Regions from separate parts of the Homo sapiens genome. Here region 1 is linked to region 2. Evidence: read pairs that join two places in POLR2A ChIA-PET (ENCODE). Cell type or tissue: Panc1. All regions are shown on one strand. Each heading gives the region's core, and the rest is flanking DNA. Links, peaks and the distances in the headings are about the cores only. Region 1 has its middle 17 kb from the start of CCDC124. Region 2 has its middle 21 kb from the start of ARRDC2.

Region 1 (8,328 bases), core at 71-8,070, 110 kb after region 2:
TGCCTGTTATTCCAGCTACTCAGGAGGCTGAGGCAGGAGAATTGCTTCAACCCAGGAAGCAGAGTTTGCAGTGAGCTGAGATCGCACCACTGCACTCCAGCCTGGGTGACAGAGTGAGACTCCGTCTCAAAAAAAAAAAAAAAAAAAACAGTGGTGGCTTATGGCCTGGAATCCAGTGCTTTCTGAGGCCAAGGCAGGAGGATCCCTTGAGGCTAGGAGTTCAAGACTAGCATGGACAACATAGTAAAGCCCCATCTCTACCAAAAAAAAAAAAAAATCATTTTTTTTTTAAATGAGCTGGGTGTGCTGCATGTGCCTGTAGTCCCAGCTACTCAGGAGGCAGGGAGGGGAATGGTTTCAGAATGTTTCAAGCAGATTACATTTACTGTGCACTTTAGTATTATTATATATATGTTTTTTCGAGACAGAGTTTCGCTCTTGTTGACCAGGCTGGAGGGAAATTTGCGATCTTGGTTCACTGCAACCTCTGCCTCCCAGGTTCAAGCGATTCTCCTGCCTCAGCCTCCCAAGTAGCCAGGATTATAGGCGCCCGCCACCCTGCCCAGCTCATTTTTGTATTTTATTTTTTATTTTTTTTTATTTTTTAATTGATCATTCTTGGGTGTTTCTCACAGAAGGGGATTTGGCAGAGTCACAGGACAATAGTGGAGGGAAGGTCAGCAGATAAACAAGTGAACAAAGGTCTCTGGTTTTCCTAGGCAGAGGACCCTGTGGCCTTCCGCAGTGTTTGCGTTCCTGGGTACTTGAGATTAGGGAGTGGTGATGACTCTTAACGAGCATGCTGCCTTCAAGCATCTGTTTAACAAAGCACATCTTGCACCGCCCTTAATCCATTCAACCCTGAGTGGATACAGCACGTGTTTCAGATAGCACAGGGTTGGGGGTAAGGTCACAGATCAACAGGATCCCAAGGCAGAAGAATTTTTCTTAGTACAGAACAAAATGAAAAGTCTCCCATGTCTACCTCTTTCTACACAGACACGGCAACCATCCGATTTCTCAATCTTTTCCCCACCTTTCCCCCCTTTTCTATTCCACAAAACCGCCATTGTCATCATGGCCCGTTCTCAATGAGCTGTTGGGTACACCTCCCAGACGGGGTGGTGGCCGGGCAGAGGGGCTCCTCACTTCCCAGTAGGGGCGGCCGGGCAGAGGCGCCCCTCACCTCCCGAACGGGGCGGCTGGCCGGGACGGGGGCTGACCCCCCATCTCCCTCCCAGATGGGGCAGCTGGCCGGGCGGGGGGCTGACCCCCCCACCTCCCTCCCGGACGGGGCGGCTGGCCGGGCAGAGGGGCTCCTCACTTCCCAGTAGGGGCGGCCGGGCAGAGGCGCCCCTCACTTCCCAGACGGGGCGGCTAGCCGGGTGGGGGGCTGACCCCCCCACCTCCCTCCCGGACGGAGCGGCTGGCCGGGCGGGGGGCTGACCCCCCACCTCCCTCCTGGACGGGGCGGCTGGCTGGGCAGAGGGGCTCCTCACTTCCCAGTAGGGGCGGCCGGGCAGAGGCGCCCCTCACCTCCCGGACGGGGCGGCTGGCCAGGTGGGGGGCTGACCCCCCCCACCTCCCTCCCGGACGGGGCGGCTGGCCGGGCGGGGGGCTGACCCCCCCACCTCCCTGCCGGACGAGGTGGCTGCCGGGCGGAGATGCTCCTCACTTCCCAGACGGGGTGGCTGCTGGGCGGAGGGGCTTCTCACTTCTCAGACGGGGCGGTTGCCGGGCGGAGGGGCTCCTCACTTCTCAGACGGGGCGGTTGCCAGGCAGAGGGTCTCCCCACTTCTCAGATGGGGCGGCCGGGCAGAGACGCTCCTCACATCCCGGACGGGGCGGCAGGGCAGAGGTGCTCCCCACATCTCAGACGATGGGGGGCCGGGCAGAGACGCTCCTCACTTCCCATATGGGATGGCGGCCGGGAAGAGGCGCTCCTCACTTCCTAGATGGGATGGCGGCTGGGCAGAGACGCTCCTCACTTTCCAGACTGGGTAGCCAGGCAGAGGGGCTTCTCACATCCCAGACGATGGGCGGCCGGGCAGAGACGCTCCTCACTTCCCAGACGGGGTGGCGGCCGGGCAGAGGCTGCAATCTCGGCACTTTGGGAGGCCAAGGCAGGCTGCTGGGAGGTGAAGGTTGTAGCGAGCCGAGATCACGCCACTGCACTCCAGCCTGGGCACCATTGAGCACGGAGTGAACGAGACTCTGTCTGCAATCCCGGCACTTCAGGATGCCGAGGCTGGCAGATCACTCGCGGTTAGGAGCTGGAGACCAGCCCAGCCAACACAGCGAAACCCCGTCTCCACCAAAAAAAATACGAAAACCAGTCAGGCGTGGCGGCGCGCGCCTGCAATCGCAGGCAGTCGGCAGGCTGAGGCAGGAGAATCAGGCAGCAGTACCGTCCAGCTTCAGCTCGGCATCAGAGGGAGACCGTGGAGAGAGGGAGAGGGAGATGGTGGGGAGAGGGAGAGGGAGCCATTTTTGTATTTTTAGTGGAGACGGGGTTTCACCATATTGGCCAGGCTAGTCTCGAACTTCTGACCTCGTGATCCACCTGCCTTGGCCTCCCAAAGTGCTGGGATTACAGGCATGAGCCACTGCACCTGGCCTATTTCTGTTATTATTACATTGTAATAATACAACTGACCATAATGTAGAATCAGTGGGAGCCCTGAGCTTTATTTTCTGCAACTAGATAGTCCCATCTGGGAGTGATGGGAGACAGTAACAGATCATCAGGCATTAGATTTTCTCTCTCTCTCTTTTTTTTTTTTTTGAGACAGTCTTACTCTGTTGCCCAGGCTGGAGTGCAGTGGTGGGATCTCAGCTCACTTTAACCTCCACCTTCCAGGTTCAAGTGATTCTTGTGCCTCAGCCTCCTGAGTAGCTGGGATTACAGGTGCGTGCCACCACACCTGGCTAATTTTTGTGTTTTTTTTTTTTTTTTTTTTTTTGTAGAGATGGGGTTTTGCCTTGTTGGCCAGACTGGTCTCAAACTCCTGACGTCAAGTGATCTGCCTGCCTCTGCCTCCCAAAGTGCTGGGATTACAGGCGTGAGCCACTGCGCACGGCTGTTTCCTTCCTTTTTATGAGGAAACCTGGAGAGTCTTGAGTCTGTGACCCAACACTATGAGCCCTGTCCATGCTCTGACCCCAGGACTCCCCGCCTGGAGTCTCAGAGTTGGAGACAAACCTACAGGTCCAGCCTTCTGCAGCCTCTCCTCCTCTGCCCCAGCTGTGAGCTCTGACCTGGCCATGAGGCCCCCGCAGGCATCTTGTCTCAAATAAACAAATGTTTAGGCAAGGATTGAATTCAGCAAACAGCCTGTGCTTCCGTGCAGGATGGCTGGGCCAGGGTGGGCTGGGGCAGGAACCGGGCGTTAACGTGCAACCAAGCCCCTCAGAGACACAAAGCCTCTGTTTGCTTTCTGAACTTGACATTTCTCCCCAGTAAACTGCAATCTGTGGGCTCCCTGCAGCCTTTGTTCACCTTGGGTGTGTTTTCCCTTTGTTCTGATAGCTGCCAATCTGGTGCCTCTTTCCCTATATCAAACATGACCTTCCCCACCAGCAACTGAGGCTGGGGTCTTTACTCTGGCCACACCTCCAGCCAAGGGCACACTTTTTTGTTTTGTTTTGTTTTTAGGCAGCCTGTTGCCCAGGCTGGAGTGCAGTGGTGGGATCTCGGCTCACTGCAAGCTCCCATTCCCAGGTTCAAGCGATTCTCATGCCTCAGCCTCGGGAGTAGCTAGGATTACAGGTGTGCACTACCAAGCCCAGGTAATTTCTGTATTTTTAGTAGAGACGGGGTTTCTGCATGTTGGCCAGACTGGTCTCAAACTCCTGACCTCAGGTGATCCACCCACCTCAGCCTCCCAAAGTGCTGAGATTACAGGTGTGAGTCACTGTGCCTGGCTGGTATTGTGATTTATGGTAAGATAAATATTTGGTCTTTGTCCCAGTTCCTGACACAGAGCTCCTGAGAACTTTGTAATCTGATGTAGTCTGATGGGAACATCTGACGCAGAGTTCCAAATTTCCTTGGGATTTCCTGGGTGACAGGAGTGTCTTTTGTTCTAATGAGGTGACGCTTGGGAGGTTCCTGGGTTGGGGACCAAGAAGACCAAGCCATGATTACAAGCCTGGAGCTTTCAGCCTCACCCCCTTTCTCTGGAGAGGGAAGAGGGGCTGGAAATGGAGTTAATAATCGATCATGGCTTCATAATAAAGCTTCCATAAAAATCCCTCAACTACGGAGTTTGAAGAGCTTCCACATTGGTAAACACTTCCACATACCAGAAGGGTGGTGGACCCCACTCCATGGAGGCAGAAGCTCCTGTCTCCCTCCAGACCCTGCTCTAGGTATCTCCTCATCTGGCTGTTCACCTGAATCTTTTTTTATTATTATTATTATTTTGAGATGGAGTTTCGCTCTTGTTGCCCAGGCTGGAATACAGTGGTGCAATCTTGGCTCACTGCAACCTCCACCTCCCAGGTTCAAGCGACTCTCCTGCCTCAGCCTCCTGAGTAGCTGGGATTACAGGCATGTGCCACCACACCCGGCTAATTGTGTATTTTTGGTAGAGACGAGATTTCTCCATGTTGGTCAGGCTGGTCTTGAACTCCTGACTTCAGGTGATCCGCCCGCTTCAGGCTCCCAAAGTGCTGGGATTACAGGTGTGAGTATTATTGTTTTCTTTTTCTTTTTTTGAGATGGAGTTTCACTCTTTTTGCCCAGGGCGGAGTGCAATGGCGCAATCTTGGCTCACTGCAACCTCCACCTCTTGGGTTCAAGCAATTCTCCTGCCTCAGCCTCCCAGGTAGCTGGGATTACAGATGTGTGCCACCATGCCCGGCTAAGTTTTTTTTTAGTAGAGACGGGGTTTCACTATGTTGGCCAGGCTGGTCTCAAACTCCTGACCTCAGGTGATCACCTGCCTCAGCCTCCCAAAGTGCTGAGATTACAGGCATGAGCCACTGTGCCTAGCCACCTTTTTTTTTTTTTTTTTTTTTTTTTAGCAGGGTCTTGTTCTATCACCGAGGCTGGAGTGCTGGGGTGATCTTGGCTCACTGCAGTGTCCATCTCCCAGGCTCAAGCAATCCTCCCACCTCAGCCTCCTATGTAGCAGGGACCTCAGGTGTGTGCCTCCAACAGCTGGCTATTTTTTTGTATTTTTTTGTAGAGATAGGGTTTCACCATGTTGTGCTATCTGGTCTTGAATTCCTGAGCTTGACTGATTCTCCCACCTTGGCCTCCCAAAGTGCTGGGATTACAGGTGTGAACCACTGCACCTGGCCACCCCCACTTCTTTAAAAAAATAGTACTTAAAAAAATGTTTTTGAGATGACATTTTCACTCTTGTTGCCCAGGCTGGAGTGCAATGGTGCAATCTCGGCTCACTGCAACCTCCGCCTCCTGGGTTCAAGTGATTCTTCTGTCTCAGCCTCCTGAGTAGCTGGGATTACAGGCACATGCCACCACACCCAGCTAATTTTTGTATTTTTAGTAGAGACGGGTCTTGAACTCCTGACCTCAGGTGATCTGCCCACCTTGGCCTCCCAAAGTGCTGGGATTACAACCATGAGCCACTGCGGCCAGCCACCATTTTTTTTTAAGATGGGGTCTTGCTCTGTTGCCCAGCCTGGAGTGCAATGATGCGATCTTGGCTCACGGCAACCTCCACCTCCTGGGCTCAAGCGATTCTCCCATTTCAGCCTCCTAAGTAACTGGGACCACAGGTGCACACCACTATGCCCAGCTAATTTTTTGTATTTTTTGTAAAGATGGGGTTTCACCATGTTGCCCAGGCTGGTCTCAAACTCCTGAGCTCAAGTGATCTTCCCACCTTGGCCTCCCAAAGTGCTGGGATTACAGGAGGGGACTCTGTGCCCAGCCTAAGGGAGTCTTGATTTACAGCCAGTGCATTAGAAGTACAGGTGAAAACCTACTGTTTGCAGATGGCATCTGCAGTAGGGACCATCTTGTGGGACTGAGCCCTTAACCTATGGGATCTGATACTATCTTCAGGTAGATAGCTTCTGAACTGAATTGAATTTAAAAACACCCACCTAAAAAAATAAAAAGACAAAAAAATCAAACAAAAAACCCCACCCAGCTGGTGTCTGCTGGAGAATTACTTGACGTTTGGAAAAGTTCCCATACATCTGGTGTCAGAAATGTTGTGTTAAGGCTGGGCACAGTGGCTCATGCCTGTAATCCCAGCACTTTGGGAGTCTGAGGCTGGCAGATCACCTGAGGTCAGGAGTTCGAGACCAGCCTGGGCAACATGGTGAAACTCCATCTCTACTAAAAATACAAAAGTTAGCTGGGCATGGTGGTGCATACCTGTAGTCCCAGCTACACGGGAGGCCGAGGTAGGCGAATCGTTTGAACCCGGGAGGCAGAAGGTTGCAGTGAGCAGAGATCACGCCATTGCACTACAGCCTGGGTGACAGAATGAGACTCCGTCTCAAAAAAGAAAAAAGAAAAGAAAGGAATGTTGTGTTGAGTGATGTGTGAGCAGAAAAAAAAATTAATTTATGTTTTCTTTTTACTTTTGGTGTCAGAAGTGGGATTTGGACTTGGTGCAGATCTTAAGTGTAATAATACACTATCTCAATGATATTATGATATTGTTGGAAACTGAAGATCAGGCTAGGACTGAGTTGAATGCAGTGGGGACCCACATGACCAACCAAAGCTGGCTAATAGCTGTCCAAATGGTGAAATTCTTAGAATAGGCCAGGCGCCGGTGGTTCAAGCATGTAATCCCAGCACTTTGGGAGGCCGAGGTGGGTGGATCACCTGAGATGAGCAGTTCAAGACCAGCCTGGCCACCATGGTGAAATGCCGTCCCTACTAAAAATACAAAACTTAGCTGGGTACGGTGGCAGGTGCCTGTAATCCCAGCTACTTGGGAGGCTGAGGCAGGAGAATTGCTTGAACTGGGGAGGTGGAGGTTGCAATGAGCCAAGATCACATCACTGCACTCCAGCCTGGGCGACAGAGTAAGACCTTGTCTTAAAATAAAAAAAAAAGAAAAAAGAAATTCTTAGAATAATCTAGGCAGGAGCCACCCAGGATAGTCCACAACTGACTAAAAATAAATTGCTGGCCAGGTGTGGTGGCTCACACCTGTAATCCCAGCACTTTGGGAGGCCGAGGTGGGTGGATCACCTGAGCTCAGGAGTTTGAGATTAACCTGACCAACATGGAGAAATCCCATCTCTACTAAAAATACAAAATTAGCTGGGGGTAGTGGTGCATGCCTGTAATCCCAGTTACTCGAGAGGCTGAGGCAGGAGAATCGCTTGAACCCAGGGGGTGGAGGTTGCAGTGAGCCAAGATCACACCACTGTATTCTAGCCCGTGTGACAGAGCAAGACTCCACCTCAAAAAAAAAAAAAAAAAAAAGAAAGAAAGAAAGAAAAAAAGAAACAGCCGTCGTTACCTAACCCCAGGACCAAACAAGAAACGTCAGTGTTTCTGGAGTCTCCAACAGGACTCAGTCCCAACACCTCTGCTCCCCATGAATTCAGAGAATAGCACTGGGGCTGGAAGGGCCTTCAGTAGGTCCAAGGCCAGCATGCACAAGACCCACTGCCCAGAGAAGAGGGAGATTTGGGTCCTCCAGTGGTCCCCAAGCCAGTTTCTTTGACAGATTGAGGAGGTCCAAGCAAGCTGGTAGCCTCTGTGTCCCCCAGCCTCAGGCCTCAGTGTCTGGCACTCCAGCTTCACAGGCGTTTGCAGTGGGGCATCCTCAGGGAATAAAAAGTTTTGTGAAGACCTGGAGATCTTTTTTCAAAAGCACAATTACAGGTTTTCACACAGACTAGTCTTCATTCATACCTAAAACTCTCATTTCTGGTAGAAAATATGCACCAGTGAAAAACAGGGCATGGGGCTGGGTGTGGTGGCTCATGCCTATAATCCCAGCACTTTGGGAGGCTGAAGCAGGAGGATTGCTTCAGCCCAGGAGTTCAAGACCAGCCTGGGCAACTTAGTGAGTTGCTGTCTCTACAAAAGATAAAAAATTAGCTGGGCATGGTGGTGTGTGCCTATAGTCCCAGCTACTCGGGAGGCTGAGGTGGGAGGATTGATTGAGCCTGAGAGTTTGAGGCTGCAGTGAATCAACATCTCCCCACTGCACTCCACCCTGGGCAACACAGCAAGATTCTTTTTCTAAAGAAAAGTTTAAAAATAAAAATAAATAGTCTGGGCAGGGTGGCTCATGCCTGTAATCCCAGCACTTTGGGAGGTGGAAGTGGGCAGATCACTTGAGGCCAGGAGTTTGAGACCAGGGTGGCCAACATAACAAA
Region 2 (8,328 bases), core at 106-8,105:
GAGGAGACCATGTCCAATCTTGAATCAATTCTCTGTTCAAAAAGAGGTGCTAATACCCCAGGGACAAGACTCTGAAAATATCATGCTGGTCATTCCGGAGTCCCTGTTCTATGCCCCACAGCATATTAAAAGCTGGGGGTTGGTGGGGGGTGGGGAGGTCAGAAGGTAGTGGCTTGTATTCTGTTGGAAGTAAAAAACTTAGTTCACATTAAGCACTGATAAAACCCAATGACTGGGCCCACAGATCTGTTGAGAGGTCTCTAGTAGGGACTAAGAGGGGGAGGTCCAGAACATCCTCAGCCTGAGGTGAAACAGGTGTAGAAAGTCTGGGAGGGGGGTGAGTATTAAAGTAATGGGAAACAGAACACTCCCAGACCTTAATTTTAATTGGATAGTTTAAAAAAAAAATCAAACATTGGGTGCCAGTCACAACAAATGCCATGCCTTTATGGTCACTTGGCAGTATAAAAAAATTGCCAAAGCATGTCCAGCTAACCAACAGGTCTTGCTAGGAGGTGTTTGTGTGCATGGGAAGGCCAAGGGGCTTGGTACAGCTGACTATCCAACATGATTCCTATGGAAACAGAAGGGGCAGAGTCCTGGTTTGCTGGCTTATTGAGGGCTTGGCAGAGAAGAAGCTAAAGCTCCGAAGTGACTGCAGATTCTCTGCAACCGGCTTTGAGCCATGGAAACAGGAGCCAGATTCTCACTCTAGAGATAGTGAGGGGGCCAAACCTACTCATACCACATGCATTAGTCCTGGTCATCCTCCAGGACCATGCCTGTGATGGGCAACTCATACCAGGCAGGGGAAAGGAGCTGATTAGGGAAGAAGGGACCATTTTTCATCTTTTAAAGTCTTAATTTATATTTTAACCTCAAACATATTATCAGTGCCTCAGATATAATTTAATCTTAAGTCTTTAAAGGCCCCCTGAAACAAAAGTATACTTTTTATTTAGGCTTCCTCACTTTCTGGTAGTCACTTTCCCCCAGTCTCCAGTTTTACCCTGACTTAGAGTCCACAAACTTCATCAGACCCTCTGTGCTCATGGACTTGGGCCTTTCTAGAGGGAAGCCTAAGGCTCGGCTCCAGATGAGCTGTGCCAGTACACCCAATGCTCGTGACACCCCAAACAGGACTGTGTAGTAATTCATCTCCATCATGCCATAATACTGGAGCAGCACCCCACTGTGAGCATCTACATTGGGCCAAGGATTCTTGGCCTTACCCTGCTCTAAGAGGACATTGGGCACAATCTTGCATAGCTGAGCAACCAACTTAAACATGGGGTCATTAGGCAGGTGTTTCAGAGCAAACTCTCGCTGACAGGTATATCGTGGATCAGTCTTCCTTAGTACTGCATGGCCATAGCCTGGAACAGCCCGTCCTGAGTTGAGTGTGTTCCAGATGTAGTCTCATAACTTCTCATCTGACACATCTTTGCCAACTTCCTTCTGCAGCTGTGTTAGCCAGACAAGCACTTCCTGATTTGCCAGTCCATGGAGAGGCCCTGCCAGCCCGTTCATGGCTGCTGCAAAGGACAGGTAAGGGTCTGAAAGGCCACTGCCCACCAAGTGGCTGGTATGGGCACTTACATTGCCGCCCTCATGGTCACTGTGGATAGTGAGGTACAGGTGCATGAGCTCAGGGAACTGATGATCAGTATAGCCTAACATGTTGGTGAAACTGTGAGACCAGTCCAGGTTAGAGTCAATGGCCCCAATACCACTGCCTTCTCCATAGAGATTTCGGTAGATCTTTGCTGCGACACAAGGTAGCTTTGTGATTAGATCCACAGAGTCTTCATAAATCAACTCCCAGTACTTGGTTCGGCTGATACCCCGTGCATATGCTTGGGCAAAGTTACTTTCACTGTTGAGGGCTGTAACAGCTGCACTGAGCTGAGACATGGGGTGTAGATTGGTGGGAAAGTTGTCCAGCATGGTGACCACATGGGAAGGCAGAGCTGCCCTCTTTGCCCACTCTTTTGAGAGCCAAGATACCTGTTCCTCTGTTGGGATACATCCAGTTACCAGCAGCCAAAATAAGCCCTCAGGCAGGGGTTCTTCCCCACCCTTAGCCTTGGGTAGCAGTTTCTGGCATTCAGGGATACTAAAGCCTCAGAAACGGATGCCCTCATCAGGATCAAGAACTGATGTTTCATAGACCAATCCCTTCATGCCTCTCATGCCACCATACATCATGTCCACAGTGATTTGGCCCACCACCTTCTTGCCATGTTGCTGCCTGAAGGTCTTAATTCTGGCCTGCTCCTTAGGTATGAGGTCAGCCAATATGTCTTTCAAATTCATGGAGGAAGCACTGGCATGCTGGGCTGCAAGAACAAGACAAGATGCATTCTTGGTTCCCAAGAGCCGGGCGGCCGCAGTAAGTAAAGCCATGGCGGGCGATCTCCGGGATCTGGTGGGGAGGTAAGAAGGGGAGAGAGCTGCGGCAGGAACAGGAGCCGCCGCCACTGCACCAGAGGCCGCGCCGACAGGTTGACAAGGTTGAAAGGACTGCTTTGAGGATTAAGTTTCAAACATATGAACTTTGGGGGACCATTCAAACCATAGCATCAATGAATAATTTTTTTTTAGTATAAGTATATCCCAAATGTTGCATGGGATATACTTACAGTAAAACCAAATTCAATATTGATCTGAACTTCACATTTAGCTGAGTAGCCTATATTTTATCTGGCAACCTGGCTTCACCATCATGCCCATTTTACAGATGAGGTGGCAGAGGCCCAGAAAGGTTAAGTAATGTGCCTGAGGCAGCACAGCCAGGGACAAGCAGAAGGAGAATCTAACCAGGATCATGGGTCCCACAGCCTTCAGGGGACTCATTCCCCACCCTGGCTAGAGGTGGCCGCAGGAGAGAAGCCCAGCTTGCCAGGACCTCAGTACCCTGTAAACACCTGGAGAGGTGCCAATCCTACCCGCCATCTGGACTTGGGTATCTGGAAGTGGGGCTGACTCATCCCCTGTAAACAGCCAGTCTCCTGTCACTGTAAACAGCTGGCATCTAGAGACGCTGTCACAGTGCCCAACTCACAGTGTGACATCCATGACCCGATACTTTGCCATCAGCCTGTCACTCGATACTTAGTAAACAGTATCCTGAGAGTGGACAGTAGTTGGTGGTTACCGCGGTGCCGTGGGCCCCAAGGCAGGGTTGGACTTAAACCCAGGTTCTGACACCTGATTAGCCATCAGAGCTTGCTGTGTTCTGATACTTTGTGAAAAAAGACTAATCCTGATACTTGCTATCTGTCAATGATGAAACCCTGTTAGCCATAAACCTGTCCTCATATTTTATCAGCTGGTAACTTTAAACAAAGTTCTGATACTCTGTAAACACAAATCATGACACTTATGACCCATCAGGGGTTGGTAAACTTCAGCTTTAACCATGACCCCAAAACAGTATTCAATTTTTTTTCCGTTTTTTTTTTTTTTTTTTTTTTTGAGACAGAGTCTCACTCTGTCGCCCAGGCTGGAATGCAGCAGCGTAATCTCGGCTCACTGCAACCTCTGCCTCCCAGGTTCAAGCTAATCTCCCACCTCAGCCTCCCGAGTAGCTGGGACCACACCCAGATAATTACTGTATTTTTAGTAGAGACAGGGTTTCACCATGTTGGCCAGGCTGGTCTAGAACTCCTGGTCTCAAGTGATCCGCCTGCCCCAGCCTCCCAAAGTGCTGCTGGGATTATAGGTGTGAGCCACCGCTCCTGGCTCCTTTTTTTTTTTTTTTTTTTGAGATGGGTTTCACTCTTATCCCCCAGGCTGGAATGCAGTGCCTTCATCTCGGTTCACTGCAACCTCCACCTCCTGGGTTCAAGCGATTCTCCTGCCTCACCCTCCCGAGTAGCTGGGATTATAGGCGCCTGCCACCACGCCCAGCTAGTTTGGGTTTTTTTTTTTTTTTACTTTCTTTCTTGTATTTTCAGTGGAGACAGGGTTTCACCATGTTGGCCAGGATGGTCTCCATGACCGGCCCTGGCTCCCTCCTTTTTTTTAGAGACAAGATCTCTCTCAGTCACCCAAGCTAGAATGCAGTGGCGGGATCATAGCTCACTGCAGCTTCGAACTCCCAGGCTTAAGTGATCCTCCCACCTCAGCCTACTGAATAGCTGAGACTACAGGCATCCCAGCTAATTTTTAAAACTTTTTGTAAGGATGGAGGAGGGGGTCTCCCTATGTTGCCCAGGCTGGTCTTGAACTCCTGGCCTCAAACGGTCCTCTCACTTCAGCTTCCCCAAGCACTGGGATTACAGGCAAGAACCACCATACCTGGCCTACATTTTAAAATGACTGAAAAACTACCAGAGGAAGACTATTTGATGACATGTGAAAATTACATGAAATTCACACTTGAGTGTCCATGAACAAAGTTTTCCTGGGATACAGCCATGCTCACTTATTTGTGTATATGAATGCTTTCAAACAGCCGCAGCGTAGAGTAATTGCAAAAGAGACTGTGTAGCCGGCAAAGCTTCAAATATTTCCTATCTGGCCCTTTATAGAAAATGTTTGCCTATTCCTGATCTAAGCTCTTGGGCAGTCACTGTTCTTTATATTGAATTTAATACTCTGTTAATAGTCAATGGTCCACAGTGGTCACATGCAATGCAAACTGTGAGTCTTTTTACTCTGTAAAAGTCATATCCTAGACCGGGCATGGTGGCTCACGCCTGTAATCCCAGCACTTTGGGAGGCCAAGGTCGGGACTTTGAGACCAGCCTGATCAACATGGAGAAACCCCATCTCTATTAAAAATAAATACAAAATTAGATGGGTGTGGTGGCACATGCCTGTAATCCCAGCTACTAGGGAGGCTGAGACAGGAGAATCACTTGAACCCAGGAGGCGGAGGTTGCAGTGAGCTGAGATCGTGCCATTGCACTCCAGCCTGGGCAACAAGAGCGAAACTCCGTCTCAAAAAACAAAACAACAAACAAAAAAAGTCATATCCTAATGGGCGTGGCGGCTCATGCCTGTAATCCAACACGTTGGGAGGCAGAGTGGGGAGGAATCGTTTGAGTCCAGGAGTTCGAGACCAGGCTGGTCAACATGGTGAGACCTGTCTCTACAAAAAATTAAAAAAAAAAAAACTTAGCCAGGTGTGGTGCTGTGTGCCTGTAGTCCCAGCTACTCAGGAGACTGAGGTAGGAGGATCGCATGAGCCCAGAGGTCGAGGCTGCGTGAGCCATGACTGTACCACTGCACTCCAACTTGGGCGACAGAGTGAGACCTCATCTCTATAAAAAATAAATAAATTAGCTGAGTGTGGTAGTGTGCGTAGTCCCAGCTACTCGGGAGGCTAAGGTGGGAGGATCGCTTGAGCCCGGAGGTTGAGGCTGCAGTGAACCATGATTGCACCACTGTACTCCAGCCTGGGTGAAAGAGCCAGACACAGTCTCTTAACAACAACAATAAAAGTCGTATTCAGCCTGATGTTCTGACAAGATTAATGCAATGAACATTTGGTTTCTGACAGCAGTTAGTGTGTCCTGGGACTGTGTCAATGGTCAATACTGGGAAACATAACCAAGATGAGACCCAAAGAGTGACTGAGAATTAGACAAAGGAAAAATGATCTTGCCACACTCAGGCTGGACTGTGACTGCTGAGCTGAGGAGCTGGACTTTCTCCTGAGGGTAATAGGGAGCCACGGAGGGTGTGTGAGCAGAGGAGGGACATGCTCAACCTGGACACAGGGACGGGATTGCTTCTGACCTTGGATATCCCTTCCATGCAATGGGCTGAGGTGGCCAAAATAAAGACCTTTCCAGGCCTGGGGTCTGAAAGGAAAGGGCACTTGAAGTTGCGATGTTAGGACTTCGTGGGAGAAGCCAGTGTGCAAATAACTGAGCAGGGACTTCTGTTCCTCCCCTGCCAAGCAGGCTCCAGGGGCTGCTCACACAGTGTGATCTGGGGCCAGGAGGCTAGGGATGAGGCCAGAAGACTCCTCTTTAGGAGTCCAGGACCAGTGGGTCAAGGTCTTACTCTGAGCTTCATTAATCCATCATACACTAATTGAGCAGCTACTGAGGGAGGGCCCTTGTCTTCCACCTCCCCATTCCTGGCTCTCTGCATCTTGTGCAGGCACTCTCATTTAGCATACTGCATTTATTTTTATATTATTTATTTATTTTAGAGATAGGGTCCCATTCTGCTGGAGTGCAGTGGTGCAATCACGGCTCACTGCAGCCTCAACCTCCTGGGCTCAAACAATCCTCCCACCTCAGTCTCCCCAGTAGCTAGGACTACAGGTGTGTGCCACCATGCCTGGCTAATTTTTTTTATTTTTATTTTTAGTAGAGATGGGGCTTCACCATGTTGCTCAGGCTGGTCTCAAAGTCCTGGCCTCAAGGGATCCTCCCATCTCAGCCTCCCAAAGTGCTTTATACAGGCATGAGCCACCACACCCAGCCAGTAAATTTATTGAGCACCTACTGCATGCTATGACCCGCCCTCTTGGAGCTCCCAGTACCGAGGGGAGGTGGAAGACAGGCCGTGAACCTGTCAATACATTGTAATCACAAACTGTGAGAAAGGCAAAGCAAGGAATTGGAAGGAACTGAGAGGGAGAATAGGGCAGCTTTTGTGAAAGAGGTGAAAGGAGCCAAGCACAGTGGTTCACACCTGTAATCCTAGCACTTTGGGAGGCTGAGGTGGGTGGATCACTGGAGGTCAGGAGTTCAAGACCAGCCTGGCCAACATGTTGAAACCCCGTCTCTACTAAAAACACAAAAATTAGGCTGGGCGCGGTGGCTCACGCCTGTAATCCCAGCACTTTGGGAGACCGAGGCGGGCAGATCACGAGGTCAGGAGATTGAGACCATCCTGGCTAACACGGTGAAACCCTGTCTCTACAAAAAAATACAAAAAATTAGCCGGGTGTGGTGGCGGGTGCCTGTAGTCCCAGCTACTCGGGAGGCTGAGGCCGGACAATGGCGTGAACCCGGGAGGCGGAGCTTGCAGTGAGCCGAGATTGTGCCACTGCACTCCAGCCTGGGCGACAGAGCAGCACTCCAGCCTGGGCGACAGAGCAACACTCCGTCTCGGGAAAAAAAAAAAAAACACCACCACAAAAATTAGCTGGCTGTGGTGGCACATGCCTGTAGTCCCAGCTACTTGGGGAGGCTGAGGCAGGAGAATTGCTTGAACCTGGGAGGCAGACGCTGCAGTGAGCCAAGATCACGCCACTGCACTCCAGCCTGCAAGACTCTTGTCAAAAAATTAAAACAAAAAAACAAGAAACAAGAAGAGGTGGAAAGGTCTCTAAGGAGTGGATGCTTAAACTGACATCTTCAGGAAGAGAACGTGCAGGCTTTGTAATGAGCGAGAGGAAGAGCTATCTGGGCAGAAAGAACAACACGTAGAAAGGCCCTGAGGTGCCGGGCGTGGTGGCTCACACCTGTAATCCCAGCACTTTGGGAGGCCGAGGCGGGCAGATCACCTGAGGTCAGGAGTTCGAGACCAGCCTGACCAACATGGAGAACAACCATCTCTACTAAAAATACAAAATTAGCCGGGAGTGGTGGCGCATGCCTGTAATCCTAGCTACTTGGGAGGCTGAGGCAGGAGAATCGCTTGAACCCTGGAGGCAGAGGTTGTGGTGAGCCAAGATTGTGCCATTGCACTCCAGCCTGGGCAACAAGAGCAAAACTCTGTCTCAAAAAAAAGAAAAAAAAAATAAAAGGCCCTGAGGTGACAATGAACCTGTTGTAGACCAGGCATGGTGGCTCACTCCTATAATCCCAGTACTTTGGGAAGCCGAGGCAGGAGGATCTCATTTTGAGATCAGCCCTGGAAACATAGGGAAACCTATGTTTCTCTACAAAAATAAAAATAATAAAAAAAATAAAATTACAGGCATGGTGGCTCACGCCTGTAATCCCAGCACTTTGGGAAACTGAGGCAGGATGATCACTCCAAGAGTTTGAGACCAGCCTGGCCAACATGGTGAAACCCCGTCTCTACCAAAAATATAAAAAATTGGCCAGATGTGGTGGTGCATGCCTGTAATCCCAGCTACTCTGGAGGCTGAGGCAGGAGAATCACTTGAACCTGGGAGGCAGAGGTTGCAGGGAGCCGAGATCTTGCCACTGCACTCCAGCCTGGGTGACAGAGTGAGACTCCATCTCAAAAAAAAAAAAAAAAGTTAGCCGGGCATGGTGGCTTGTGTCTGTGGTCCCAGATGGTTGGGAGGCTGAAGGAGGAGGACCACTTGAGCTTGGGAGGTCGAGGCTGCAGTGAGATATGATTGTACCACTGCACTCCAGTCTGGGCAATAGAGTGAGACTGTCTCAA

Evidence for each region. Peaks named below come from ENCODE experiments on the same cell type or tissue, not always from the same donor. Only the 100,000 strongest peaks of a DNase experiment are listed, where the experiment ranks them.
Region 1: POLR2A ChIA-PET joins it to region 2 with 15 read pairs; 2 of 35 experiments call an interaction of 5 or more read pairs at or near these places.

What each region holds. Positions count from the first base shown.
Region 1 is chr19:17,911,768-17,920,095 of GRCh38, reverse strand. No RefSeq gene overlaps it. Among named protein-coding and RNA genes, the nearest start is that of CCDC124, 17 kb to the left of the region's middle. RefSeq lists enhancers at 1-282, 283-1,028. In Panc1, for the core only: no CTCF peak of the experiment used is centred there; no DNase peak of the experiment used is centred there; H3K27ac peaks cover 226 bases.
Region 2 is chr19:18,024,707-18,033,034 of GRCh38, reverse strand. It overlaps the pseudogene CSP3. Among named protein-coding and RNA genes, the nearest start is that of ARRDC2, 21 kb to the right of the region's middle. In Panc1, for the core only: no CTCF peak of the experiment used is centred there; no DNase peak of the experiment used is centred there; H3K4me3 peaks cover 295 bases; H3K27ac peaks cover 3,033 bases.